7 separate regions of the Homo sapiens genome follow, and regions 1, 2, 4, 5, 6 and 7 are each linked to region 3. Evidence: chromatin loops called from intact Hi-C (ENCODE). Cell type or tissue: heart right ventricle. All regions are shown on one strand.

Region 1 (4,000 bases), 600 kb before region 3:
CTTCCTCTTGACTCCTGTTTCCTCCATGGAAGAAGGCTCTCCTCCTTGCCTTCCTGTTACGTGGCAACTTCCTGTTCCCGAGTGATAGCACCATGTGCTGTGGCTTCTTGTGCCATTCTGAGAATCCCGGTCCTCGGCCTTGTCGTGGCCGAGTGGTTAAGGCGATAGATGAGAATCCCAGTCCGCTAGGTTTGGCTCTTGATCGTAAAGGTGGTGAAGGGAATTCACTACCCTATTTTGGAAGTCAAAGATGTTGTCATTTTTGTCTCTGCATACCAACTTTATCCTAATTCTGCTCAAGGCAATGAGTAACTCTCCCGAACAAGGGATGGTTCTTTTAGAAAGTGTGAAAGAGAATATTAACATGGTTAACAAATATTCCATCCATTACAGTTTTGTAACTTTCCTATGGTGTGTGCCCAAGGTGATAACAGTGCTATATTACAGATTACATATATATATATTTGCATGCGCAATTATACATATACATACATACATACATATATATATACACACACATATATATATGTATAATTGCGCATGCACAAGAAATGGCCCATCTTGATAATTTCTTGGAAACATATATTTGCTTCTTTATATGTAAGAGCAGGCATTCCATCTACCTAAATTCTGACAAGCCCAGTGGGCCACGGTTTTCCGGTTTAATGTCAGCCCTGTGTACACTGGCTGTGCTGTTTCTAGCACCGTAAGGCAGTCATCATTATTGAGCCAGGGGCTGTGCAAAATTGGGGTGATTGCAGAGCCAAAAAGCGGGCTGGAGGGTGGTTTCTGGAATGCCTGTTTTACTATTCTTCCTGTTCCTTTGCTCTTTCTGCCAACTTCAGAATCCTTCCTTTCCTTAAAACATTTAGTGATATCCCTGAATTTATTTAATTGCTACGTGAGTGATTTTTGCCCCACAGCACTGGAAGATAATTGGAATGCATTCTAGCTTATGTGCTCTGGATAATATGCAATTACCAGCCAGCTGGAGAGTAGTATGCCTTTGTCTCACAATGTCTTGTAATTTTAAAAAGTTTCTCCTATTTGCTGTTGTCTCTTGTTACCTTTCTTACGGCATCATATATCTACTATGGGGTCCTTATGTCTGAATGTGTAGACACTTCTTTTGGTATACTGAATAAGCTCCTGGCGATGAGGGAAGACACCGCTTTGTTTTGTGATGTCCTGTGCAGTTGGGCCCCAGTAAACGCTACGGAAATGATGGTGATGAGACTTATTTCTTTAGATCTTTAAATTGGGCGATAGATAACAGCAAGTTTTAGAAGCCATAGAATTTCAAGAGGAACTTTGCAGAAAGACAGAACACCCTCCTTTTCCTTGACCAGTCTGTCACCAGGTGACAGCCTGAGCTTCCCATGGTGAACGTGCCTAAATGGGGTTCCCATCATCATGTCTGCTGACTACTAAAATAATTTTGGGGTTTTCTTCTTCCCAAAGTTTAACAAAGTAGAAAAAACAAAATGAGGCCGGGTGCGGTGGCTCACGCCTGTAATCCCAGCACTTTGGGAGGTCGAGGCCAGCATGGCGAAACCCCGTCTCTACTAAAAATGCAAAAATTAGCTGGGCGTGGTGGCGGGTGCCTGTAATCCCAGCTACTCGGGAGGCTGAGGCAGGAGAATCACTTGAACCTGGAGGTGGAGCCCGCAGTGAGCCAAGATCACACCACTGCACTGCAGCCTGGCGACAGAGCAAAACTCCATCTCAAAAAAAAAAAAAAAGGAAAAAAAAATGACATTTATAATACTAGGTGCTAATCAGTAAGGTAAAATGTGATACATCTCAAGAGAATTTAGTGTCTTTAAAAAGCTATGTAATACCAAGCTGCAATAAGCTCTCTGAGTTGGCCTCTCATCACAGGAAGCCAAACTGCTAAACTCTACACAGGAAAAGGCAGACAAATCCATGGTGAATTAGTCACAAAAAACTGGGGAAAATACGAAGAAAGGTTAAAGAACAAGACATTTGAAATTCTATGGAAATACACAATGATAAATAAAATATTTCCTCACAGGTGTAAAGAGGTGGGCTGTGGATTTTTCTCTGCCTAGAGATCTTGCAAGCAAGCTAATGCCTCCTCTGGGCTGCATTAAGTATGATCCAGCCTGAAATCACAGACAGGGGCTTGAATCACTCAGCTCTGTTTCTCCTGACAGCATTAGTGATTCTCGTAGATGTACTTTTCCCCTAAAATATTTTATTTTACACTGGCAAGATTTTTTTGTGGGGGGGGATCCTTTTTCTAAAGCATAATGTGCATCATGTTTGTAATATTTGGCTGCATTTGTTTTGTCATTTAAAATCTTTTCTTGCTTTTTCTGTAAGATGTGAGAAGCTTTGTAAACATGGACCCTTTTTTCTTTTATCAAATGGCATTTTAACTTTTAAAATTGGGTCATCAGATTTACTGGGGCAAAATTTTCTAGCAAGCTGCATTTCCGTTTTTATACACAAGGGAGAGCTAAGGCCCTAGAAAATAGATTTGGGTTTTGCCAAATTCCAAGTCCTTCAATACTTTAGGGTGGAAGTACTGAACTAATTAAGAGTGGTAACAGTTGTGAATTGTTTGGAAAAATACTTGATAGTAATAAAATAATTTTAAGAACTTTGTATAATTTTTATTTTTTTCTGAAATCCAGTGACTAGATTGCTTTAACAGCCCATTGGACTTAACATTTCCCATTTTATATAATTCGGGAGAATAAATTTAATAGAATAGTCCTCAGAGGTCTGACGGAAATATACTAAAATAAATAATAAAGGTTGAGGAGTGAGAGGGAATTGTTTTGATTTTTAAAACTTTGATGCTTGGAATTTCTGGTCTTGAGTTATGTCCTCTGAAATCAGGATTCAGCTCTGAAATCAAACTCACTCATCGAAAGTAACCATGGGAAACTGAATTTGGCCTACAGATACTAAGGAGCCCCAATAATTTCACATTATCTTTTAATGGAGCAAACTATTACAGAGAAATCAGAGAAATAATATTTTAGGAATTTGTATTATATTTTAGAAATAATATTTTAGGAATATGTCTATCTGAATCAAGATTTGGTTTTTGACGTTTTCTGCTTTTTTACTTTATTTTTTTAAGAGACAGGGTCTCACTCTGTCACCCAGGCTTACTGCAGCCTCAAACTCCTCGGCTCAAGCAGTCTTCCTGCCTCAGCCTTTTGAGTAGCTGAGACTACGGGTACGCACCGCCACACCCAGCTAATTTTTGTATTTTTTTGTACAGACAGGATGTCACTCAATTGCCTAGGCTGGTCTTGAACTCCTGCCCCTAAGTGATCCTCCTGCCTCAGCCCTGCAAAGTGTTGTGGTTACAGGAATGAGCCACCGCGCCTGGCCAGTTTTTGTTTTGTTTAGTTTTTTTAATCAATAAGGCTACATGTTTCAGTCAGTGTCAGGATTTAAAAAAAAAAAAAAAGTCTACATGAAGAAAATCTTCATTAATTTTCTTAATAAAGAAATGTAATTATTCATTAAGAGGTGGAGGTGGGGAAGAGTACAGTTTAGGAAGCAGAGACAGGGCAGGGTGGCCTCATCATCATTATGCCTCAGGGTTCGGGTGAGCATCAGAAAAATAACTGTGACTTTTGATGGCTCTCTATATGGAGAATTTAGGATAGTGATTAAGAGTACATGCCTTGAAATCTGATGAACCAAGAGGTTCAGATTCCGGTTCCATCTAATTAGCTGTGTGACCTTGGGGACCTTGTGTCACCTCTCATAGCTTTGCTTTCCTCTCAGGGAAAATCATAGAACCTACTTGATAGGGTATTCTGAGAATTAAAGGTGTGTAACATAGAATCTGGCATATAAGAAGGACTCAGAAATACGTATTAGCTATTAAGAAAAAGTTTCCAATTATTTCGAAGAAGACCTAATGGATAATAGAAAAAGAAGAAAATACGTTCTCTTTTGTGTCTTGATGACAAGACTCGGGGTGACAAGAGAAAGGTAAAATTGGGAATCA
Region 2 (4,000 bases), 490 kb before region 3:
GCAGCAGTTCACTTGCTGCATTCTGTTGACCTTTGGATTCCAGGACTGGAGTACATAACTAATGTAAAAGAGTGAACAATGACATATGGATGACACTCTTCCCACGGTGCCTTAACTCGCCATATTCCCTCTGTCTGGGAAATGTGTGCCAACCCCAAATGTCACTCTGATCATCTCTCCTGTTCAGAAAACTAGACTTTGATCATCCTTTATGATCTCTTCTCTTGTGAACTTTATGGTGGTCAAAGTCACAGCAAGGTCGATTAAGAAAGGCCAAGAATCAGTGCTCCTGTTTGCTGGGACCAGGAGGCAGAGGACTAGCCTGTCATTCACAGGTCTTCTTTAGGGGAGGGGGCAGGGCTTGTAAATTGGGGAAGTGGGTGGGGTGGTGGGAAGCAGGAAATATTGCCAGGCCGGCAGGAATCCTGACCCTCTTGGTAACTCATCCTGTACCAAGCAACCAAGATAATTTTTTAAAGTACAGACTTGTGTGTGGAAATATATCCTTCCCACAGCTCAACCTCAGCTTTGAAATGATTCTCAACAGAAACACACACAGGTAAACAGTAACTTTCTGAAGCACAATGAGTGGCCTCTGCTACAGAGACCAGTTTGGAGACTGCCACATAATACAATTTAAATTAAGCATGAGTATCTTTTTTTTTTTTTTTTTGAGACAGAGTCTTGCTCTGTCACCCAGACTGGAGTGCAGTGGCGCGATCTCGGCTCACTGCAACCTCCACCTCGCGGGTTCACACCATTCTCCTGCCTCAGCCTCCCAGGTAGCTGGGACTACAGGTGCATGCCACCACGCCCCGCTAATTTTTGTATTTTTAGTAGAGATGGGGTTTCGCCATGTTGGCCAGGCTGGTCTCGAACTGCTGACCTCAGGTGATCCACCCGCCTCTGCCTTCCAAAGTGCTGGGATTACAGGTGTGAGCCACCGCACCAGGCCGCATGAATATCTTTATTCATGAGCCTGGATCCCTAAGAATGAGGGTGCCTCTGACTATTCTTAATTCGTTCAGCAGTCACATTCATCGCACAACACCCAAAGACATATTTGGTCTGCAGTTCGCACCTATTCCTCTGGAGCTTTGAACAGTTAATAAACATTAGCTCGTTAGCATTAATTAAAAGGCATCTTATTACAGCAGGATCCAGAGTTACCACCTAGCCACTCTAAAAACCAGCGGTCGGCTTGACTTCCAGCAAAGCCTCTTTTATCGATGGCTTCTGTGGGTGTAGTTAACCTCCGCCGTCCCCCGTCTGATCTCATTATTTCAGATCCTCGCATCCTGGCTGGCTTTGCCTTCTCTCTCTCCTCGATCCTCCCTTTACATAAATGCGATTGTTTCGTTGCTTCCTTCCTCGGAGCCCGGGTTTTGTCCGGGCTTGGCTCGGTTTGCGCGTTTAAGAACGAGCGCCTAGGCCTCCGGGCAAGGGTCTAGAGCTCCCGCAGCCCTTCACTGGGTGACCTCCTCCTGTCGGGGCCATTTGTCTTCAGGGCCTCTCTTTGAGGCTCTGAACAGGACGCTCCAAGTGGGGCCCGAGCGCTTGGCAGACAAGCCCCTGGATTGTTGCTAGAGACCCTCAGGTCGCCTTGGGGCGGAGCGCGCCTTTCATGAATCCGGGAGCCTGGGATGCGCATGGCGAGGAGGGGGGAAACGTGCTGGGGAGAAGGCAGGCCTTGATGTACGCCCTGGTGGACAAAAGCTGCTAGTGTCAGCTTGATTTGCAAGATCAACATTCATGAGTTTCACCGCTTAGAAAGGGGCATTATCTGCAAACCGGAGACTGAATGGAAGCCATAAACAAGTGATTTCACACTACCAAGCAGGAAGAATATTCTACCTCCTCAATTATTCTGAACAGCATGTTTGGCCCCTTCCAGGTTCCCACCGCTAGCGAGCCCTCCACCCCTGGTGTGTGCAAACGGTGGACCTTTCGGCGCCTAAGAAACCGGGTGCTGAGCCCGGGAGCAGCGCCTGCTTTTCTTCCCAAGATCCACTCCGGGTTTTGCCTAGCGCTGCTCCGGGAACCCATTCCAGACGCAGGTAACGCCAGGCAACGTTTTCCTTCTCACCCGCCCAAGGCCAGCCCCGAGCCGCCGGGGTTCCAGGCCCAACACAGCACAGATGCACGTTTCAAAATGTGCTCGAATATGCAGCCTGCATCAAAGGCGTTGGGAGGCTCTTTCATCCTCTCAGCTGCCTAAGAAGGGACATGCTCCCAGCTACCCTCATTTGTGGCTGGGTTTACTCTGAAATGAAGATGTACCTCTGGATGCAAAAAGAAAGGGTGGAAGGTTTTTTTCCCCCTACTTCTTGCACCCGATTTCTCATTTTGCCTCGCCCTCATCCTCATCCTTTGTGTATGCCAGGCTGTGTTAACCCTTTGAGAACCCCCGTGGCTTGCTCTTTTCTTTCTTCCTTACGGTTGTCATCCGGTTTGTAGCCTGACTTCTTCGGCCTGTCACGTACCCCTTTCCTTTTCCTGGAAGTGGTTTTGTTGTAGGACAGCCACAGGTGGACGGCTGGACCTTACCAAGCTTTGAAGGGCGAGGACCGGGCGAAGGCAAAACCTGGGAAGGCTCTGGCTGCCGCCAGAGGACCGGGCGGAGCAACCACAGTCACTGTGGTTATCATGTCCAGCCTCCTGGGACCTCCACTTAGCTTGGCTGTCACCCTGACCCCCGCCCGCACCTCCCCAGCTGCTGATCTCGGGGAGGCAGCCCTCCCTGAGGTGCTGAGGGCAGGACCCTGGCGAGCAGAAGTGAAGGGTTTAAGAGCCATCTCCCTACTAGAATGGTGCCCTGATGTTTAATGGCAAATTACCCAGCAAGCACCTATTTTTAAAACTTTCACCCCTTTTCCTTGGGAACCCCCCACTGTTATGGAAAATTTAAGCCTTTAAAGAAAACACGTGTGAGTGTGTGTATGTGTGTGTGTGCGCGCGCATGAGCATGAGAGAGAGAGAGAGAGAAAGAGATAGCTGTCGAGGTAAGTTGAGAGATGGAGGGGAGGGGAAGGATTTCAGCATCATGACGTAGTATAGGAGGAAGCTTTGTTCCTGGAGGATTGATTTTGTGAGGGAGGGCAGAACCAGACAACAAGGAACATTTAGATAATACGTCTGTACTCCGTAAAGGTGAGGGTCTACAACAGTCATCTAAGGCAGTGACAGACATGGGTCTGCACACTGAAACCGCAGGGTGTCAACAAGGCACAGAAAAGAATGCAATGTAGGGCGCAGTCCTTTGGCTGGGCTAGGCGTGAAGCATTCCTGAGAAAGGTCTACACTATGAAGCCAGCTCACTGTAGACTTGGGACTCACTGATCAGCCTTGGCTCTCTGTGGAGACTCAGGTGTTTGCTAAATGAACATAAGATACTGCAGAGAAGGCTGCTAGTCTCCAAAGCTCATGGAAAGCGTTTCTTCCTGACCAACTGCAAAAGAGTGGATGTATACTGTGCTAACCTTTGTGAGGAAAAGGAAAAATGGGAGAAATACATGTACCTGCATATCTTTCAAAAAAATAGAAATATAGGAGGAATAAACCAGTAAAGAATGAAGTGAGATGAAGCAGGTCACCTAACAAGAAGGTGGGAAACAGGGTGGAAGGAATATGAGAGGGAGAAACACTTCTATGGTATAGCTCTTTGTATTATTTTTGATTTTTGGAAGTTTATTAATGTTCTATTTATTTAAAAGATTAAACCAAAAAGTATGGGAAGGGAGAAAAAACTAAAAACCAAACTGAAAAAAATAAACTCAACTGTATTTCAAATGAATAACCACACTGAAAGGGGGAAAAAGAAATCTGAGTAGTTTATGAATACCCATTAGACCATATTCCATTAGACTTAGGTAGCGTGGGAGTCAGGAAGGACTTAAACACTAAACTCTTTTTACTGGGTTTGTTTTTGTACAGCATGGACACAGAAGGATTCTGAAATGATTTTAGATATTTCGTGGTATTGAGCAAATCAGTAAACACA
Region 3 (4,000 bases):
ATGAGGGAAACAAACTTGTCTTGTTAAATGAGAAATCCAAGTATTCTCAAGTTTTGGAGAAAAATTTGATGCTTATCCTCATAATATATGGCAGGCCAGGATTTGTTGTTTAGTGAGTAAACTGCCAGGGGAAGGTCACATTCTGGCTTTGGGACCCAAGGCTAAGGAAAGTATGTACGTTTACAGCAGAATGGTTAAGCTTCCAGTTTGCAGAGTTGCTGAGCTAGCCAGTTTTCTTCAGTATATTAAGATGGATTGCGGAAATTTTGGTCACATTTCCAAACCCAACTCCTGCTAATGTGACAACTCATTCTGTGAGGTCACTTGGGTCAGTCTGGGGCCTTCAGCTTTTAATTCCCATCTAGGGAGAAATGGCTTGGCCTATGGAATGTGGAAAAAAAGTTCCCCAAAGCCAAGGAATCCTGAGTTCCTCCTGGAGCCAAGGAACAAGAAACAGATCACTTGTTGAGTCAAATTATTCACGAAATAGACAACATATAAATTAACTGTACATTTTCAACAAATTATTGGGGACCAGTCACACATAGCCTCCTAGCAGAAGAGATCTGTTCTCTAAAAATAGAGATTGAAGATATACAAAAATATTTGGATCATATTATACACATCAGATATTTATTCTTCTTTAAGCCAATTCTCTTTGCTTTTGACTTTTCACTCAAAGTTCAGCCAAAAAAAAAAGAAGTTTGGCTTAAGGGTGAAGCAAAGCCAGTGTGCAGAATGATCAAAAGTTGAAAATAAGCAGTTTATCTTAATTATTTTCTTCCTCAGTGTCTTCCTACTCTCTCCCATCCCCGCCATCCTGAACCCTTAAGTGACTTGTTTCCTCCAAGGCCTCTGCATTGGACTTCCGTGGATGTCTCATGTTCTAAACCAGGGGTCCCCAATCCCGGGCTGTGGAGTGGTACTTGTCTGTGGCCTGTTAGGAACCCGGCCACACAGCAGGAGATGAGTGGAGGGCCATCAATCATTACCGCCTAAGTTCTGCCTCCTGTCAGATCAACCACAGCGTTAGATTCTCATAGGAGTGGGAACCCTATTGTTAACTGCGCATGGGAGGGATCTAGGTTGCTTGCTCCTTATGAGAATCTAACTAATACCTGACAACCTGAGATGGAGCAGTTTCATCCCGAAACCATCCCCTCCCCCAACCCCGTCCATGGGAAAAATGGTCGTCCACAAAACCGGTCCCTGGTGCCAAAGAGGTTGGGGACCGCTGTTCTAAACTACCCCTTCCTGTCACTCACTCCTAAATCCAAACTCCCTTTAGGCCTCCTCCAGGGAAGGTTGACTAAACTTTCATCCAGAGGTGTGAGTCATGGTGTTAGTGACAAATGAAAGCTATTGTTCAGCTCACACAACTGGAGAGAGATCAGCCTGGGGTTCTTTGACTTTTGGTGTGGTCAATGACAAGAAACACACACCCGGACACAGGAAGGGGAACATCACACACCAGGGCCTGTTGTGGGGTGGGGGAGGGGGGAGGGGTAGCATTTGGAGATATACCTAACGTTAAATGACAAGTTACTGGGTGCAGCACACCAACATGGCACATGTATACATATGTAACTAACCTGCACGTTGTGCACATGTACCCTAGAACTTAAATAAAAAAAAGACACACCCACTCATGCAACCAAGAGGACTTTGAGATTAACCCACAATCTCACTTTATCACTGCCTCACATCACCCCTTGGTCCAGAAGTTGGGAGAAGGATATTCTCTACTGGAGCCAGAGGGCAGAGTCAGGGAGGAGCTTGTTTCCACAGCCTGAGGGTCTGATAAGCATAACGTATATAGAGTTGCTGGTGTAGAATGCACTCAATAAATGTTGGTCTTTGCCTCTTCTCAGTGGAGGCCAGCTTCAGCATGGGGGACCCTGGGATTGCATACATGATATATATATAATAATATTATTGCTTACACACCCTGTGCCAGGCACTCCTTCAATTCCTATAACAACTCTGTGAGGTAGATACCACACATTTCAAAAGTAGAAACTGAGGCCAAGAGAATTTAGGTGATCTGCCCAACTTATTCAGCTGGGAAGTGGATTCAGACCCACAAGTCTACTGTAGTCCGTTTCCTTCAGCTTATCTACACCACATTACCTCTCTTGGATGCCTGCTTGTATTTTGACTCTGCAGAAAAAGGCTGCATGACCTCTCACAAGAGACAGGGCAGTGAGTGACAGGAGGTGCATCATCAGCCTCAAAAAGGAGGCATACCCTTCCTTTTTTCGTGGGCTGGATGGAGCTGTGGTTCTCATCAGTGCCCTCAGTTTTGTGCAGCTGGCTCACTTCTCCATTTCATTCTAATCAGTCAACTGCACTATTCCAGGTTCAAACTAACCCTTACATCATCAAAACAAAAATATTTACACTGCTAAGCTAACGGCCACCTCAGCACGGATCAACAAGATGACCATATGCTTTACTGCCGTCTGCTGGAAAATTATGGCAACAACTACCCAAATACACAAAGCAAAGAGTGCCCCCCTGGAGTAGTGCAACGCAAAAATGTTTACAACTGTGACCAACAGCTCTGCTTAAAAGGCTTCTAGTAATTTAGCCAATACTCTGGGGATCAGAGGGAGTACATGAGGCATAAAAAACAGTCCCCAAGGAATTTTCACAGGGTTTTCTCTGGTAACTGATAACTAGTCCCATGGTATCTGCATTTTAAAACAGAAGCTTGTTAACCTAAATAAGTCTCCAATTAGTGGGATTTAAATCAGTATGACAAGAGTAATGGGAAGTATTTCATGCAGGGGTGAACATATTTTTGGTGAGTGATGTCTTACAAAAGTCCCTTTACAAAATAATGAGAGTGTTTCTCCAGACATCTGCAATTAAAGCACCTTCACATAAAGTCTCTCATTTGAACTACGTAACAACTTTGAAAAGTGTTATAACTGTCTTCATTTTAAAGATGAGAGGAAGACAATGGAGGAGTTTCATGCCTTTTGTATGCCTGGTACTGTGTTCAGTGCTTTATATTCATTTTCTTATTTAGCCTTCACAAGAATCCTAAGAGTTAGATGGTTTTCTCCTGTTTTAAATAAAAAAAAAAAAAAAGAAAAAAAGAAAAAGAGAGAGAGAGAGTCTGAAGGTTTTGCCCCAGGTCACTCAACTGGAAAGGTTCAGAGTCAGGACTTGAACCCAGGTCTGACTGTTCTAAGCCCAAGATTTTTCCAATACATACAGTGTACAGGCAAACCCAGGGACCTGCTTTCCTGAATCTGGTGCCAGCTGAGTTAGGGAGGCAAAGATCATTTACTGAGCACGTTCTACATCAGGTACTTAACATACTATTTTAAATGCTCTTTACAGCAACCATTTCAAGTAGGTATTACCTCCTCCTCCCATATCTTACATTCAAACATGCATGAGTCGTAGTCAGGATTTCAGCCAAAGTCTTTCAGCTCCATCCATAGCTTCTGTTCTTTTCATGACACAGGTCCTAGAGGGAGTCTTCCTGGTACCTCCTAAAGCAGGCTCCGTGGGAAGCCATTACACTTCCCATGTGTACCCACAGGGAGGACGCTTCCCTGCTTGCTCCTCTCCCTTTCTTCTCCTCCCCGATCTTAGTGCTAACAATTCCATCCTGCTTTCCTTCCTCTACAGGTGAGCATCTCCACCGTGGGCTACGGAGACATGTACCCAGAGACCCACCTGGGCAGGTTTTTTGCCTTCCTCTGCATTGCTTTTGGGATCATTCTCAACGGGATGCCCATTTCCATCCTCTACAACAAGTTTTCTGATTACTACAGCAAGCTGAAGGCTTATGAGTATACCACCATACGCAGGGAGAGGGGAGAGGTGAACTTCATGCAGAGAGCCAGAAAGAAGATAGCTGAGTGTTTGCTTGGAAGCAACCCACAGCTCACCCCAAGACAAGAGAATTAGTATTTTATAGGACATGTGGCTGGTAGATTCCATGAACTTCAAGGCTTCATTGCTCTTTTTTTAATCATTATGA
Region 4 (4,000 bases), 64 kb before region 3:
GCTGGGAGTTAGGCACTGAACAGACATTTATATGTTAGGCAGTGATAAAATCTATAAAGATAAACAAAACAGAGTAAGGGACTAGAGAATAGCAGAATGTGCTATTTTAGATAAAGTGGTCAGGGAAGCTCTCCAAAGAGAGGATTTAGCAGACAACCTGGTGGAAATGTGTTATGAGCCCACTGAGGCATAGTAAAGACTGAAGCCATGAATAATGAATAATGAATCCTGAGGCATGAGCATGCCTGATTCCTCTAAGAAGAAGCAAGGTGGCCTTGGTAGCAGGAGGTGGCAGAGGCAGAGTGGGAGGAGAGAAAGGAAGAGGACCAAGTGATGTCAATTTCAAGAGCTGTGGTTGGGACTCAGTTTTTTTTTAAGTGACAGAACTTTTTTAGTGGGCTTGGGGCGATAGAATGACATCCAGTTTTAAAAGGCTCACACTGGCTGCTTTGTCTGGAATGGGCGGCTGGGAGGCAAGGGTGAAAACGGAGATATATTAGAAGACTCTGGTAGTGGTCCTGGTAGATGGACACGATGTGAGCTAAGCCAGTGGGGATGAAAGAAAGCTCTACTCCAGATTCGGTCCATCACAGGGGGTGTGTGCACAGGCTATCTCCCCAGAGTACGGGGAATTCAGCCTGTAGATGGTCCCTTAATCCAGGAGAATCTCACCAGTTCCTAGCTCAGCTGTGCCCTCTGCCTGTGGGATATCTGTTTGGCTGCCTCCCTGATTGGGCAGGGATGATAGGCTCAACACCAGGAAGGCTGGAAGAAAACAAGGCTGCGTGGAACGCAGGAGAAAAGCCATGCCTCTCCTCTCTAACCAAAAGAATTCAGGATTCAGAAGAAAAGAAGAGCCCAGAGCACGAATTCCAGCCCCCGAAAAGTTCAAAGGCTTCAACCATTCAAAGGAAGTTCTTTTCTACCTTCAGTGTAAAGGCCTTCCAAGGGACATATTTTGGCAGCATCATTTTAATATGGAGTTCCATACTAGCTCTTGAGTAATGGTCTCTGGAGGAATGTTTGTATGAATGGCATCATTTTTAAAAAATATGATGGCTTTAGGCAGGGTCCAGCATATCCTATCTATCCAACTGCTTTATATTTTCCCTGTTACCTGTCTGGTCTCTAAAAATATTGGAGAACTATCAAAACTACTTTCCCTAAGACATTTTAGAATCCTGGTATTTCTGAGTTAAAAGGAACCCAAAGGTCATTGAGTCTCTGATAGTTGTCTGATACAGGAGGCAACAGGCCCCATTGAGGAAGCAGAAAGTGGCCACCTAACATTACCAGGAAGGAGACCTCATTCAGCAATGTCTTAAGTCACCCACAGAGTAAGAATTGCTCTCATAGTAAGCCTGTAAATTCAACAATAACTTGTGACTCTTTAAGATAAAAAAAACAAACAAACAAAAACAAAACAAAAAAAAACAGGAATGGATGCTGTTTGGGAAAACAAAGCCTCCTAAAGCCAAAACTTTCAGGAAAGGATTCTTTGTATGTTAGGAAGTAAGGTGAGTCTCTGAAATGCATCCATGCATGTCACAGAAGCCAAATAGTAACAAACAGCTTATGAAACAGAAAGCAGCCTCTTCCCAGACATTAGCCCCAGTGCCTATTTCCATTCAGAAAACAAGGCCAACCTCCCATATGTCAGGATCCACTAACCTCCGGGGAGGACTATGCTGAGAACAGAGACTACGTGCCATTCTCCCTCTCTTCTCCCTCCCCTGCAGCAGGCAATGTGTTCCCAGTACTCTGTGAACTGTCTCTATTATGAGACAGATAATATTTCAGTGGGCCTACTTAATATTTTTAGTTCACCAAAAGTGGCACGCCGGTCTGTATGCAACTTCCAGTCTCTCAGAAATCCAGCGAAATGGGGGTGGAAAAAGATTATCTAAAACCAAAACCAACTGTAGCTTCTTTTGCCTTGGTAGGAGGGCTAGGGATGCCCCTGGGAAGGGAAATTTCTCTATAGCTACAAGGGAAGGAAAATCTGGATCTGCCAAAGGAGGTCCTGAGCCAAGTTTGGAAAGTAGGCTACAGATGGCTGCATTGCTCTGTATTCTGCAGAGAGAAAAGTCAAGTCAGGGATGAGGAAGTAGCTGTGAAGCAGCAGGGTGGAAAAGAGGGCAGAGGCACACGGTGTGCCGTGGAAATTTGGAGCTCAAGGTGACAAACAAGAATATCCAATATGCAATTTTGGATGGCTTACATTTTTGGCACTGTAAGCCCTATCACCTCCCTGATCCTTCAGTAATGTCTGTGGCACACACTAACACGTTGTGGGAGTGGCTTTTGATGAAAATCATAGATAGGAGCCCAGTCCTAGACCTGGGTTGATATGGCAACAGAACAGAGAAGGAACTTTCAGAACAATTTGTTAACTGAACGAATTAAGTCACTGAAGAGCTTAGAGTCAGAAAACATAAGCAACCCAGGGACTCTTAGAACTCTGGCTGGGACACTGGACTTTCTGCAGGATGTGGAATGGAAGTTCAACCCTGTATTATCTGGATATTCAAGGGCAGAATGACTCCAGATGATGTCACAAGCTATTAAATGTGTTAGATGGGATCAGGTGGCTTTTAAATACTATACACCCAGCATTTTGCTAGTCAGGATACAGAACTAAGTATAGCAATGGCTTGTAGGATCTTGGAATATCTTGAACTATGGAATCATCTTTCCAAAGTGTGAATATGACCATGTCACTCCCTATCTAAGATGACTTCTTGATGCCTACAGAATGAAGGCCAAGGTCCCTAGATTCAGGCTCAAGATCACCATGGCCTGACCCTGGAGCCTGCTGCTCAGCCCCGCTATGCCCTGCAGTTCCCCAGCCCAACTCAGTAATGCCCAACTCTTTGCAACCACTCCCCTCTCCCCTTCTCCTTTACTGCTGTTTCCTGTACAAGGCTGTGCCTTTGCTCCTCCTCTTCCCTCTGCCTGAAGTGCCCTTCTGGCCTTTACTTACCCGGCTCTTATTCTTCCAGGTCTGGGCTCAGATGTCTCTTCTTCCAGGAAGCCATTCCTGTTGTCCCAGTTTGGGTCATGAGTCTCTTGTATATCCAGCATATAATTCTACAATAACATGTATAACATCAGGTTGAGATTATGTATATGTATATAACTTCTTGACTGAATGAAACACAAGCTTCTTTTATATAAGAATTTAGTCTTTGCAATCTTTGTGCCTTGAGTACGTAGCACAAAGTTGAATGCTTTTTAAGTGCTCAAATACTGGATTGTAAAACTAAATTGATCCCATGATTGCAAACCATAGATTATTTTGTAAATAAGCATCCCAGTATTTAGGCCTCCAAGTAACCACTGTCTCTTGAAAGAAGTTTTCGTAAGAGGTTGTTTGCCTATCCCGGTGATTTCCTACTCAGCACACAAGTTACAGGTCCTATTGTGGATTTATATTCAGGGAGCACAAAGCTGATTTTTGCATACATATTGTTATAAAAAAAAAAAACCCTTACATCTTTGAAGGTAGACTTAAGATTTTGAAACAGCAAAATCGTTGCACTTTCCATCAGGGAACATAGTAATTGTCATGCTGGTTAATGCCCTTTTGAGACCCTCCATAGCTGTCCTAATGAGGAAGTCCTACAGATCGTATGTAGAGCTAATAACATTGATATGGTTTGGCTGTTTCTCTACCCAAATCTCATCTTGTAGCTCCCATAATTCCCATGTGTTGTGGGAGGGACCAGGTGGAAGATAATTGAATCACGAGGGTGGGTCTTTCCCATGCTGTTCTCCCGATTGTGAATAAGTCTCACGAGATCTGATAGTTTTAAAAACAGGAGTTTCCATGCACAATCTCTTTTTGCTTGCCACCATCTGTGTAAGATGTGACTTGCTCCTTCTTGCCTCCCGGCATAATTGTGAGGCCTCCCCAGCCATGTGGAGCTGTAAGTCAATTAAACCTCTTTTTCTTCCCAGTCTTGAGTATGTATTTATCAGCAGCATGAAAACAGACTAA
Region 5 (4,000 bases), 170 kb before region 3:
GGTACATATACCTCATGGAATACTATGCAGCCATAAAAAAGAATGAGATCATGTCCTTTGCAGGGGACATGGATGGAGCTGGAGGCATTATTCCTTAGCAAACTAACAGAGGAACAGAAAACCAAATATCGCATGTTGTCACTTATAAGTGGGAGCTGCGCAATGAGAACACAGGGACACATAGAGGGAAACAACATACACTGGGGCCTATCAGACGTGGGAATGGAGGAAAGAGGGGATCAGGAAAAATAACTAATGGATACTAGGTTCAATACCTGGTGATGAAATAATCTGTTCAACAACCAACCATGACACATGGTTACCTATGTAATAGACCTGTACATCCTGCACATGTATCCAGAACTTAAAAGTTTAAAAATAAAATTATTTCCTTTGTGTTGACTTTAGATCGCCTGATGACTATACACCTTGGTGTTATCTTTTTGCAATGAATCTCTCAGAAGTTCTTTGAGCTTCTTGTATTTGGATGTATAAATCTCTAGCAAAACAAGGAAAGTTTTCTTCAATTGTTCCCTCAGATAGGTTTTCCAAATTTTTGCTTTTTCTTTCCCTTCATGAACGCTAATTATTCTTAGGTTTGGCCATTTTACATAATTCCATATTTTTTGGAAACTTTGTTCATTTCTTTTTTTTGTTTATTTTTGTCTGATTGGTTTAATTCAAAAGCCTTGTCTTCAAGCTCTGAAATTCTCTCTTCTACTTGGTCTAGTCTGCTGTTAACACTTTCCACTGCATTTTGTAATTCTTTAAAGGTGTCTTTCATTTCCAGAAATTTTGATTGGTATTTCTTTAAAATATCTATCTCTTTAGAAAATTTTTTCATTCACATCCTGAATTGTTTTTTAAATTTCTTTATGTTGGTTTTTACCTTTCTCTTGCATTTTCTTGAGTAACTTAACAATCAACCTTTTGATTTCTTTATCTGGTATTTCAAATATTTCATCTTGGAAAAAACTCACTTTAAATATAAAGATGCATGTAAATTAAAAGTAAATGGATGAAGAAAGATATAACATGCTTACACTAATCAAAAGAAAGTGAGATTCACTATATCAATTTCAGACAGAGCAGACTTTAGAGCAAAGAAAATTATTAGGGATAAAAAATGTATTACATAATGATAAAGGAGTAAATTCACCAAAAAAACATAATAATCCTTATATGTATGTACCTAACAACAGAGTGTCAAAATATGTGCGGCAAAAACTGATAGAGCTGTAAGGAGAAATAGATTCATCCACTATTGTAGTTAAAGACTTCAACACTCTTGTATCAGGAATGAACAGATCTAGCAGGCAGAAAATCAGTAAGGGTATAGCTGAACTCAACGATACCATCAATTAAATGGAAATAATGGGCATCTATGGAATACTTTATCCAGTACAGCAGAATGTACACTCCCGCCAATCTCACATGGAAAATTCACGAAGATAGACCACAAAGGAAGAAAGGCTATTACAAGGAAGAAAAGATAGTCTTTCAATAAGTTGTGCTATAACAACTGGACATCCACATGCAAAACAAAACAATACAAAACAAAACTAGAAACAGACCTTACTCCCATCAGAAAAATTAACGTGAATAGGTTATAAACTTAAATGTAAAACTATAAAATCTTTAGAAGATAACATAGGAGAAAATCTAGACAACATTGGTTTTTTAGATGAGTTTTTAGATACAACACCAAAGGCGTGAACTGTGAAGGAAATAATTAATAAGCTAGACTTCATTAAAACTATAACTTGCTGCTCTATGAAGGACATTGTCAAGAAAATGAAATGGCAAGACACAGACTGGGAGAAAATATTTGAAAAGACAAATGTGATAAAGAACTATTATCTGAAATATACAAAAAACTCTTAAAACTCAACCATAAGAAAATAAACAACCTAACTAAAAAATTGTCTAGAGAGGTAGAGCAAGATCTACAAATAGAAGGCTCCACCAATTGACCTCTAAAGGAACACAAAATTTAACAACAATCTCCACAAAAAAAGCACCTTCATAAGAACAAAATCAGGTGAGCAATCACAGTACCTGGCTTGAACTTCATATCATTGAAAGAGGCACTGAAGAGGATAGGAAAGACAGTCTTGAACTGCCAATGCCACCCCTCCCACACCCCCTGGCAGCAGCCGTGTAGCACAAAAAGAGAATATGTGTGTTGGAGGAGGGAGAGCACAGTAATTTAGGGAATTTACATTGGAATTCAGTGCTGCCCTGTTACAGTGGGAAGCAACACTGGGAAGAACTCAGCTGACGTCCACAGAGGGAACGTTTAGACCACCCCTAGCTAGAAAAAAATTGTCCATCTCAATGGTCAAAACTCAAGTTCCAGCAAGCCTCACCATCGCAGGCTAAAGTGTTCTGGGGTCCTAAATAACAGTGAAATGCAGTCTAGGCCACAAGAACAGCAACTCCTAGGCAAATCCTAATGCTGTGCTGGGCTCAGAGCCAGTGGACTTGGGAAGCATGTGACTAAGTGCAATACCATCTGGGGCAGCCAAGAAAGTGTCTGTGCTATCTCTCCCTCAACCCTGCACAGTGCAGCTTGCAGCCTCTGAAAGAGACTCTTTCCTTCTGTTTGTGGGGAGGAGAGGGAAGAATAAAGAAGACTTTGTCTTACAGCTTGGATACCAGCTCAGCCACAATAGAATAGGGCACTGCCCAGAGTCCTGAGGCACCCATTCCAGGCCCTAGCTCTAAGATGACATTTCTAGACATATCCTGGGCCAGAAGGGAATCTGTTGCGTTGAGGGGAGGGACACAATCCTGATTGGATTCATCACCTGCTGACTACAGAGCCCATGGGCCCTGAATAATCAGCAGCAGTAGCCAGGCAGTACCTGCCATGGGTCTAGTGTTTAACTCTAAGATGGACCAGTTGTGGTGGCTACAAGGAGAGCCTCCTTCTGATAGAGAAAAGCAGAAGAAAGAGTAAAGGGGACTTTGTCTTGCAGCCTAGGTACCAGCTTGGCCACAGAAGGTACCAAGCAGGATCTTAGGGTCCCTGAGGCTAAGGGACATCCTTGGCCTTGGCTCTTAGACAGAATTTCTGACCTGCTCTGGGCCAAAGGGAAGCCCCCTTCCCTGAAGGAAGAGTCCCAGGAGTGGCAGCATTCACCACAAGCCAACTGAAGGGCTCCTGAGCCTTGAGTAAACATTGACAGTAGCCAGGCAGTGCTTCCCATGTGTCTGGAGCAGTGGTGGCCATGGGGACAGACTCCTCTGTTTGTGGAAAGGGTAGATAAAAGTGGGAAGGACTTTTTCTTGTTGCTTGGGTGACAGCTTAGCTGCAGTAGAACAGAGCACCAGCTAGATTCCTAAGGTTTCTGATTCCAGGCCCTGCTCCCAAATGGCACCTCTGGACCTACCTAGGACCAAGGGGAACTCATCACCCTGAAGGGAAGAACAAAAGCCTGGCTGGCTTTGCCACCTGCTGATCGTAGAGCCCTAAGGTCTTGAGTGAACATAGGCAGTAGCCATGTAGTGGTTATAGTGAGCCTTGGGTGAGACTAGTGCTGTGCTGGCTTCAGGTCTGCCTCAGTACAGTCCTAGTGGTCGTCATAAGGATGATTGTGTCACCCCTCCCCCAGCTCCAGGCAGCTCTGCACAGAAAGAGAGAAAGACTCTGTTTGGGAGAAAGTAAGAGAAGAGAGTAAGAGTCTCTGCCTGGTAATCCAGAGAATTCTTCTGGATCCTATCGAAGACCACCACGGCAGTACCTCTACAAGGCTGCAAGAGCCACAGCGTTACTGGACGCGTGGTGCACCCCCAATGCAGACATGGCTGCGGTGGCCAAAAACATAGATAACAATACCCAAGTCCCTTTGAATATCTGAAAAGCCTTCTCCAGAAGGATGGGTATAAAAAAAGCCAAGACTGCAAAGACTACAATAAATACCTAACTCTCCAATGCCCAGACACCAGCAAACATCTATAAACATCAAGACCATCCAGGAAAACATGATCTCACCAA
Region 6 (4,000 bases), 71 kb before region 3:
CAATATCACCTAAATTTTTATCCTGGCTGGGATGGGGCAGATTCTTACTATGGACAATTTCTGGAACTTACAGTATGAAGAGCAGATGAGGAGTTTGAGACAAAGAAAAAATTGTACAGGGAGTTTAGTGAATTTTCCATCAGGTTGGCCATTACTTTCTTTCTCTAAAGTCTCAGGATGTCTGGAAGCAAGGAAAGACAAAAGACTTGAAGCACCGGGTGCATGCTGTGTGTCACAAGTGAGGTGGAGAGTTGGCTGTGGAAGGTACAGCAATTCCTCTGGAATTAAATGACCGACCAACACAGTACCAAGAGGATGAAGAGAAGATGTTTTGCGTTGCTACGTGAATCAGTGGATGACTCATATTTCACTTGCATATGAAATATAAGGCAGTTAACATCTTGTTTGTGGCTTAAGCAAGGACATTAATCCTACTAGATGAAGGGGAAGTTGGTTCTGTTGTCTTAAGGGATGCCCCCTTGTGATTTTGGTCAACTGAATGAAAAAGAAAAGATAGCCTTGGACTTTTTTTTCATGGGAGGTTTGGAGGTCAAGCATGTAGAAGGAAAAGGCTGTAGTCATGAATATAGAACTGTCTGCTCTCCACCTTTTCCTCACTCTACATTTAGTCATCACACTGAACAGGATGTGGCCTGCTGACAGTGAGTAGCTGAAGTGCCTGTTTGGTAAGTAGGTTAGCATTCATCATGAACTCTGAAAGCCATTTCAGAGTTTGGCTGCTGCTCTGACCCTGCTGTGGTACAAAAAACATGGATTTTTTTTTTTTTAACTGGAGTAATACCAAATTCCCTTTAGAAGCTTGAAGTTTGATACTATTGCTTTCCCCATTATAAGGATTATACAGTATTAATTAATTATAAGGCCCAAAGTTTGTTTTGGCAAATAAAGTATTATTCTCTATCATCATCTTTTGAATTCCTGTCCCTAGTATGTTCTTTCATGTTCTGGGTAAAATTTCCAACCCTCAAAGAGTCTAAAACGTCTCATTTTTTTTTACCACGTCCTCCCCAGTAAGAAGCCAAGGTACAACTCATTGTACCTACGAGGTACAAACTCATTTGTAGAAACAAAGTAACTAGATATTCCTATTGAAATAAGAATAGATATATTGGTGGGCCAGGCATGGTGGCTCACGCCTATAATCCCAGCACTTTGGAAGGCCAAGGCAGGAGGATCACTTGAGGCCAGGAGTTCGAGACCAGCCTGAGCAACATGGTGAGACCCTGTCTCTACAAAAAAAAAATTTATAAAAATAAAAGAAAAAAATAGTTATATGACTAAACTACTAGTCAATACAGCTTGCAATAATAGTGCATGAATGATAACAGGCCTCGGCTTTATCACCCAAAAAATAACTTGAATTCTATGTGAAATGTGTTAGGATAAGTTTGCTCTGTCTCTAGAGTTCAATGTAGAAGATAATTAAGAGGTAAAATATGAAGCTTATCATACACTAAAGGAGAATATTTGGAGTTAGATGAGCCTGTCACACAAAGTGAAAGTGGACCCTCCAGAAATTTTAGGAATTGCCACAAAGATTGATGATAGATGAATAAACAGATTTGTGGCCTCTGGTAAAGAAATCCAGCCAAGTTCCTCTGTCCAAATTTTTAAGTGCCCTTTGCAAGCTAATCTATTTGGCAAAAAAATAGTCCCAGTTGTTCAACTAGCTCCCTTAAAACATTCTAGTAGGTGTTTTAAAGCCTAGGTATCGCTGCCTCTTTAGTTCTTGATGAATACAAGGCAAAAAAAAAAAAAAAAAAAAAAAAAAAATTGAGGCTTTCACTTTGGCATTTGCTTCTGTTCCTTGTATCTGTGGAAGTCAAGTAGCCCTTCTCAAAAATGAGAAGCCAAGCTTTAAATAGCAAACTACAGGGTATTAAAAGACTAACTCTTCAGTTAAGAACACTGTAGAAATGGTAGACCAACTTAAAGTCTACCTTTTAACAATCTTTACCCCAAACCTAAAGATTCTAGGGGTCACTTATCTCTATTACGTAATCTAACTGGAATAATTTCCTAGAATTCTTACTAGTGAAATCTTACCCAAGTAAAACAATTTATTATTTTGAATCCAAATGAAAGCTATACTGTTTGCTTTCAATGGTGGCAAAAACTTGCAAAAAGCAGATATACTTTTGCTAATTTAAGTTGAAGTACTATGAATACAACCTGCTAATCTTGATCCCCAAATCTGAGCCCTTCAGTTTCATAATTGTTTTATCCTGAACGTAGTTGTGACATAGACATTTCTCAAAAGGGTCTGATACATCAAACTCCTAACAAGTAGGAGCAGCAACTAGCTAAAGAGTAGAAAGAAGCTTCCCTTATTGTGGGTGATGAGGCGGTGCCTAAAAACCACATATATATAATCCCCTGGGTATTACATATTCTGCAAGCCCTGTTAGTGGGGAGATGGTAGTGGCAATAGCAGCGATAGTTGCGTCAGTGCTAACTGCTGCTGCTGCCCGTTCTGTTGGCGGCTGCTGGCCAAGTGTGCACACTTAGCCCTGGTTGAGGTGCATTGTCTGCTGTCGTCTGTTAAGCATCTAACCGGAGTGGGAGGGCACATCAAGCGATTTCACTCTCTTAAAGAAAAGGTTTTTAGGTATTTTTGGTATTATATAGTCTCTAAGGCCAGAAGGGGCTTATAATGACTTCTCTTCTAGAATTGTAATACTAAAAAACTACTCGAGTAAATATCCTAACAAGTATGATTTTTCTTGGGAAAACTAAAAATTGTACATCCATGCTTCAGCCATATCATGGGCCTAAACTATGAGAGTTCAGAAATATATAAAAGTACAAAAATCTTCAAAGGTACTTATTTCCAAATATGGAGGGAATGAATCTGAAGAGGGAACAATGGCGTTTTTCGAACTTATTTCTCTCTAATCCAGCCTGGAGGATTTTTAGCCGAAACAGTTGCATGTGAAGGATTATCAGCCATCTTTGCATATCCCTTTCACATCTACCTTCACACAGGAAAGCTGAATGCATTTTACCAGTGAGGCTCTAGATATGAAACTTAGGGATCCATAGATAAATAAGCTACTAACAAACTGATAACAGTGGTGTTCCATCTCTCTATCATGTCTCCTGAGTCCGTTTCACGTTTTTGAGCCTGGCTAATGAGAAAAAGAACAAAGTAGGACCATGACCCAGTGTTCTCCTGTAAATCTCACTGTAAAAATCTCAATGCAAAAACACTGAGACAGGAGTGAGACCAGCTGCGGGTGGGGAGTTTGTGCTCCGCAGGTTACCTCATGGCATATCAAAAATGGCTTTTTTCTTCACTGCGCTCAAGGAAAAAGTCAGATGGGTGACAAGGTGGTTCTGTTTAGAAGCAGCAGGCAATGTAGTTAACAGCATAGACTTCCGTGTCTTGTGTGTGGTACCTTGGGCAAGTTACTAACTCCCTCTGTAAAGTAGAGACGATGGGGACTGTCTCACTGTGACAAGGTAAGATTTAAGTGAGATGCACACAAAAAGCTCAGCACAGTGTCTGGCATCTAATATGTGCAGGGCAGATGTCACTACTGAATATCACATCAATGCTAGGGCTGTATTTACTGTCACACACAGGCACCGGTAAGTGACTTTACCGGTGAAAGTCACAGGTACCTTTATCTATGATGAATGTAATGTGTTAGATGGTGACCGAAGTGTTCTCCACTACACCTGTCTGAAGAGATCTAAGTCTGATATTTAAGGAGTGATAGCATCTTGCATACTTAAGAAGGCTTAAAAGACTGCATGGTTTAAACCCTAGAAACATAAATGGAATGTTTCTGCCTCAGTTCTTTTGACTACCTCCTAGGACATGGAAACAAATATTTGGGAGCCTGCATAGTCTTTAGATGGCTGCCAAAGCACTTAAAATCTCCTTTAAATTCTTACCATATGCTTACTTTTGTACTAAGTAAGTGCTCCCAAGTCTTTTACTTGCTCTTCACAGCAACCCTAATAGGTATCTCCA
Region 7 (4,000 bases), 410 kb before region 3:
TACTTACTAAGTACTTATATGTATTACTGCATTCACTGTGAACCCATGAGGTAAGTTACTACCCCAATGAGACAGGTAAGATGATTGAGGTACAAACATCTAAGGAGTGGTAGAGCTATGCTTTGAGACTGAGACATTTCCAGAGGCTGTGCTCTTAACCACTAGCCTACATTGCCTCTCATGGTAAGTGAATGCCAGGTCAAGTATCCTATACACAGAAGCTCTTCCAGAACTATCCCATGACTTCTCTCTCATGGGAAAATCACTTTGCCTGTCTCTCAAACATTCTAAACATCAATCAGGATGCAGTCAAAGGCCACTTTCTTTATGAAGTCTTCTCATATTACCTCAGCCTGCTCAGCTCTCAGCTTCTGTTGAACCCCTGTGATACTCACTAAAATGCTAAAGAGATCTATTAGTCAGAACTATTTCTATTTAAAGAAGCTTAAGATCTATAGGTCAAAGCCATTCTAAATATTCAACATGTAACACATAAATTTGGTATTATGAATGACTCCAACCTCTTAACAGCTAGAGGAAGACAGTCTCATCCCAACAACCGAGGGTGCACTTTCAGTCTGACGTGGCACCTAACAGAAAGTTCTGTGACCTTTGGAATGAGTACATGCTCGTGCCGTTTCAGGGGCTTCCAGCCTGGAGTTGATGGAGGCTCGGATGAATTATTTTTTTGATATTTTTTAAAGTTCTAAAGGAGCCATAATGAGTTATTGGCTCTCTGACCCAACAATTTTTTTACGTTTTTGGTGGGAATTATAGCCATTAATATCTACATTGGACACTCTGATTGGCTGTTGATGACTGGATTTTTGAAACATGAATGATTAGTAGTCTTGACAGGGTTATTGGAGCCAGGATCAGGGAGTGACGATACCTGACAGCATGCTTCCAGGACAGGTCAAACTTGGACAACACCCCAAATAAAGGAAAGGGTAACAGTGACTGCCCAGAGTTGGTTTGCTTACTTGACTTATTGCATACTAACCCCACAGTCCAGCCAGGGTTTACCTGATTTCACAATGTATCACCACTTTCTTGGTGTCTCAGTTGTTTTGGCTGCTATAACAAAATAGCCTAGACTGGGCAGATTAAACAACAGAAATTTATTTCTCAGTTCTGGAGGCTGGGAAGTTCAAGATCAGGGTGCCAGCCAATTTGTTTCCTTGTGAGGGCCCTTTGCACGCCAGCTGTCTTTTTGTTGTATCCTCACATGAGAGGTAGAAAGTGTGGGGGAGAGAGAGGGGGAGATGAGGAAGGGAGGAGGGAGAGAGGAACTGGAGGGAGAAGAGAGAAAGAAAGAGGGAGAGGAGTAGAGGGAGAATGAGAAGGGGTAGAAGAGGGAGGGATATGAGAGGTAGAGGAACACAGAGAGATTAACAGAGTGAGGGAGAAAAAGAAAACGCTAGTCTCTTCCTCTTATAAAGACACTAATCCCATGATGGGGGTTCCATCCTTATGACCTCATCTAAACCTAATTGCATTAAAAGTCCCCACATCCCCAAAACCCCCTCATCACACACATCAACATATGAATTTTGGGGGGACACATTCAATTCATAACATTTTTTAATTATGAATCCTTATTGAACATTGAAATTATTAATTGCATTATACTGGTTTTCTCTCTTTTCTCTCATTCCCTGATCCCTGAGTTTCAATCCTCTCCCTTCTTTGCCCTACTCTTGCTCTGAAAGGCCAACCTTAACAACTGCAACACCTGGGCACCCTGAATCACCAACAGAAGATTAGAAGGTGGAAGGAGAAAAAAATGTGGTATTTTTTCTACTTCCTCACCCTCTTTGTGCTGTTCTGGGAATGCCTACTTCCCTCTTTGACCATAACTTCTGTTAGGCAGTTCCCTTTTCCCTCACCTGGATCTCACTTGGGTGTTTGCAACACTGCTTCATTTCCTCCTCCTCAGACCTAGGGGTGGTAATGGCTTCCTCCTGTTGCTAGGTCCTGAGCACCTTACCATCTCTTGTCTGGTACCTTAAAGCAGGATTTCTCAACCTCAACACTACTGATATTTTGGGCCAAATAATTCTTTGTTGGTGCAGGCTGTTCTGGGCATTGCAGAATGTTTAGCAACATTCCCAGTCTATGCCCACTAGATGTCAATAGCAACCACCCCAGTTGTGACAATAAAAAATGTCTACAGATATTGCCAAATGTCCCTTGAGGGGCAAAGTTGAGACCCACTCTTTTAAACTCCTCTATATTTCTGTAAATGGTCCTTTCATTTAAAAACATGTCTAAATATTCCAATTGTGTTATCTAGTTAAATATTCCAATTGTGTTTTCTAGGATGCAGATGAAAACATGGGTAAATAATAATAGAATAAATGGAATTTATTTATGACTTATTACATGTTGATCAGGATAAGAATCTTTCAAAATGTGGGATACAAAACTGAAAACAACGTGAAAAAGGGTATTGTTGGTGGCAAGCCTAGAAGTACTGATCATCTCAGTGGCACAACAGCCATTGGTGGTCTAAATGGTTGCCACACTGGAGCTGTGGTTTCAAACAGGGGCCACAATACAGGGAGGAGGTACATGGTCTAAGGCCTTGGTTGCATGGTGATTACGATCGGTGCTCTTGGATTAGACTGCTCAGATTCAAATCTTCATCCTATTGCATGCTAGTCCTGTGATGGTGGGCATGTTAATCTCTCTCAGATGGGATGTAGACAGTTATTGGTGTCAGTGGTTATTTTCTTATCTGAAAAATGCATATAATATTTTCTCATATTTTTGTGAAGATTAAGTGGTATAATGTTTGTAAAGTGGCACAGTGCCTGGTACATTGTAAGTTTTGCAGTAATGACCATAATAGGATTATTTCTGAATTATACACATACACATATACATACCACATTAGGTGCACACATATTAATCACGCAGACATATATCACAAGGTAAGCAATTATTACTCATAACAAATATGTCAAATCTGGAGTTTTACTTTTAAGACATTAAACATTTTATTCCATGATACATAAATGCATAACCCCTATAAAGACTTAAAGAATACTATAAAGTGTGTTTCTTCTCTTAAATATACCTTCTGTATTGTATGCCATTTAATTATTTTAATAATATCTTGAACCATATGACATTGCCATTTTTTAGGTCAAAAACTGTCAAACATTGCAATATCACGTAATTCAATCTAATAGCGCCGTGTCTTTCTCTAATTTTGTTCCACGCATTTACACACACTTATAGGTACATATGCTACATGACTTTCAAAAACATGAATGGCACTGTAACTACTTATCTTTTTTGTTTTAGAGATAGTGTTTTGCTCTGTTGCCTGGGCTGCCCTGCAGTGTCCTGATCCTGGCTCATTGCAGCCTTGAAATCCTGGGTTCAAGTGATCCTCCTGCCTCAGACCCCTGAGGAGCTAGGACTACAGGAATGCACCACCATATCCAGCTAAATTTTAATTATTTTGTTGAGGTGGGGTCTCACTATGTTACCCAGATTGGTCTCAAAATCCTGGTTTCAAGTGATCCTTCTACCTTGGCCTCCCAAAGCGCTGAAAATAACTACTTTCTTTACTAATAATGTGCTGTGGCGGTCTTTCCATGTCTATCTTGCTTTTTTGAAGGTTGGCAAAGTATTCCATCTTATGAGTGAACTAACATTTATTTAAATTCTCCTTTATTGATATGAATTTTCCAAATTTATTGCTGTATGCAAATTATAGTACAATCAACACCTATTACATAAATATTTGCACATATGGGTGAGCATCTCTGTAGAATGGAATCCTAGAGTAGAATTGAGGGGTCAATTTAAAATTGAAATATTTAAAATAATAACAGGTTTACCAATCTATATCTAATACTATATCTATATTTATACTAATCTGATTAGTTGTTAGTAACCCTCCATTTTCTTACATGTATAATTCTATGTTAAAAGAGTTTGATACTGTATAAAAGTGCCAGGTCCTCAAACTTTTAAATTTTTGCAA

The links. A loop is a pair of places that touch in the nucleus more often than their neighbours do. Peaks named below come from ENCODE experiments on the same cell type or tissue, not always from the same donor. Only the 100,000 strongest peaks of a DNase experiment are listed, where the experiment ranks them.
Region 1: a loop joins it to region 3, with 13 times the contacts of the local background. A loop is called at or near these places in 46 of 110 quality-filtered maps.
Region 2: a loop joins it to region 3, with 2.3 times the contacts of the local background. A loop is called at or near these places in 14 of 110 quality-filtered maps.
Region 4: a loop joins it to region 3, with 2.8 times the contacts of the local background. A loop is called at or near these places in 16 of 110 quality-filtered maps.
Region 5: it touches region 3 in a loop (4-fold over the local background); 5 of 110 quality-filtered maps call a loop at or near these places.
Region 6: it touches region 3 in a loop (2.9-fold over the local background); 15 of 110 quality-filtered maps call a loop at or near these places.
Region 7: it touches region 3 in a loop (2.4-fold over the local background); 15 of 110 quality-filtered maps call a loop at or near these places.

The regions. Positions count from the first base shown.
Region 1 is chr9:2,130,211-2,134,210 of GRCh38, forward strand. All of the region lies in intron 27 of SMARCA2 (SWI/SNF related BAF chromatin remodeling complex subunit ATPase 2), which reads left to right. Among named protein-coding and RNA genes, the nearest start is that of SMARCA2, 120 kb to the left of the region's middle. In heart right ventricle, a CTCF peak has its summit at 2,476; no DNase peak of the experiment used is centred here; H3K27ac peaks cover 761 bases.
Region 2 is chr9:2,239,990-2,243,989 of GRCh38, forward strand. It overlaps LOC107987043 (a long non-coding RNA gene), which reads right to left and starts at 2,630. Exons shown (of 5, transcript XR_007061395.1): 1 at 2,438-2,630. RefSeq lists enhancers at 947-2,844, 1,138-2,012. In heart right ventricle, a CTCF peak has its summit at 1,711; DNase peaks (open chromatin) are centred at 1,630, 2,052 and 2,588; H3K4me3 peaks cover 1,966 bases; H3K27ac peaks cover 1,726 bases.
Region 3 is chr9:2,725,801-2,729,800 of GRCh38, forward strand. It overlaps KCNV2 (potassium voltage-gated channel modifier subfamily V member 2), which reads left to right. Exons shown (of 2, transcript NM_133497.4): 2 at 3,646-4,000. The coding sequence ends at 3,927. Among named protein-coding and RNA genes, the nearest start is that of KCNV2, 10 kb to the left of the region's middle. RefSeq lists a silencer at 1,569-1,863. In heart right ventricle, CTCF peaks have their summits at 2,479 (motif pointing left) and 2,679; a DNase peak (open chromatin) is centred at 2,409; H3K27ac peaks cover 1,745 bases.
Region 4 is chr9:2,661,986-2,665,985 of GRCh38, forward strand. LOC105375957 (a long non-coding RNA gene) reads right to left here. Exons shown (of 3, transcript XR_929436.3): 2 at 2,984-3,090. Among named protein-coding and RNA genes, the nearest start is that of VLDLR-AS1, 42 kb to the left of the region's middle. In heart right ventricle, no CTCF peak of the experiment used is centred here; DNase peaks (open chromatin) are centred at 1,736 and 2,016; H3K4me3 peaks cover 776 bases; H3K27ac peaks cover 2,853 bases.
Region 5 is chr9:2,557,177-2,561,176 of GRCh38, forward strand. All of the region lies in intron 1 of VLDLR-AS1 (VLDLR antisense RNA 1), which reads right to left. Among named protein-coding and RNA genes, the nearest start is that of VLDLR, 63 kb to the right of the region's middle. In heart right ventricle, no CTCF peak of the experiment used is centred here; DNase peaks (open chromatin) are centred at 2,475 and 3,120; H3K27ac peaks cover 2,773 bases.
Region 6 is chr9:2,655,177-2,659,176 of GRCh38, forward strand. It overlaps VLDLR (very low density lipoprotein receptor), which reads left to right. Exons shown (of 19, transcript NM_003383.5): 19 at 1-4,000. All of the region lies in intron 2 of LOC105375957 (a long non-coding RNA gene), which reads right to left. Among named protein-coding and RNA genes, the nearest start is that of VLDLR-AS1, 35 kb to the left of the region's middle. In heart right ventricle, no CTCF peak of the experiment used is centred here; no DNase peak of the experiment used is centred here; H3K27ac peaks cover 2,082 bases.
Region 7 is chr9:2,319,824-2,323,823 of GRCh38, forward strand. No RefSeq gene overlaps it. Among named protein-coding and RNA genes, the nearest start is that of VLDLR, 300 kb to the right of the region's middle. In heart right ventricle, a CTCF peak has its summit at 2,112 (motif pointing right); no DNase peak of the experiment used is centred here.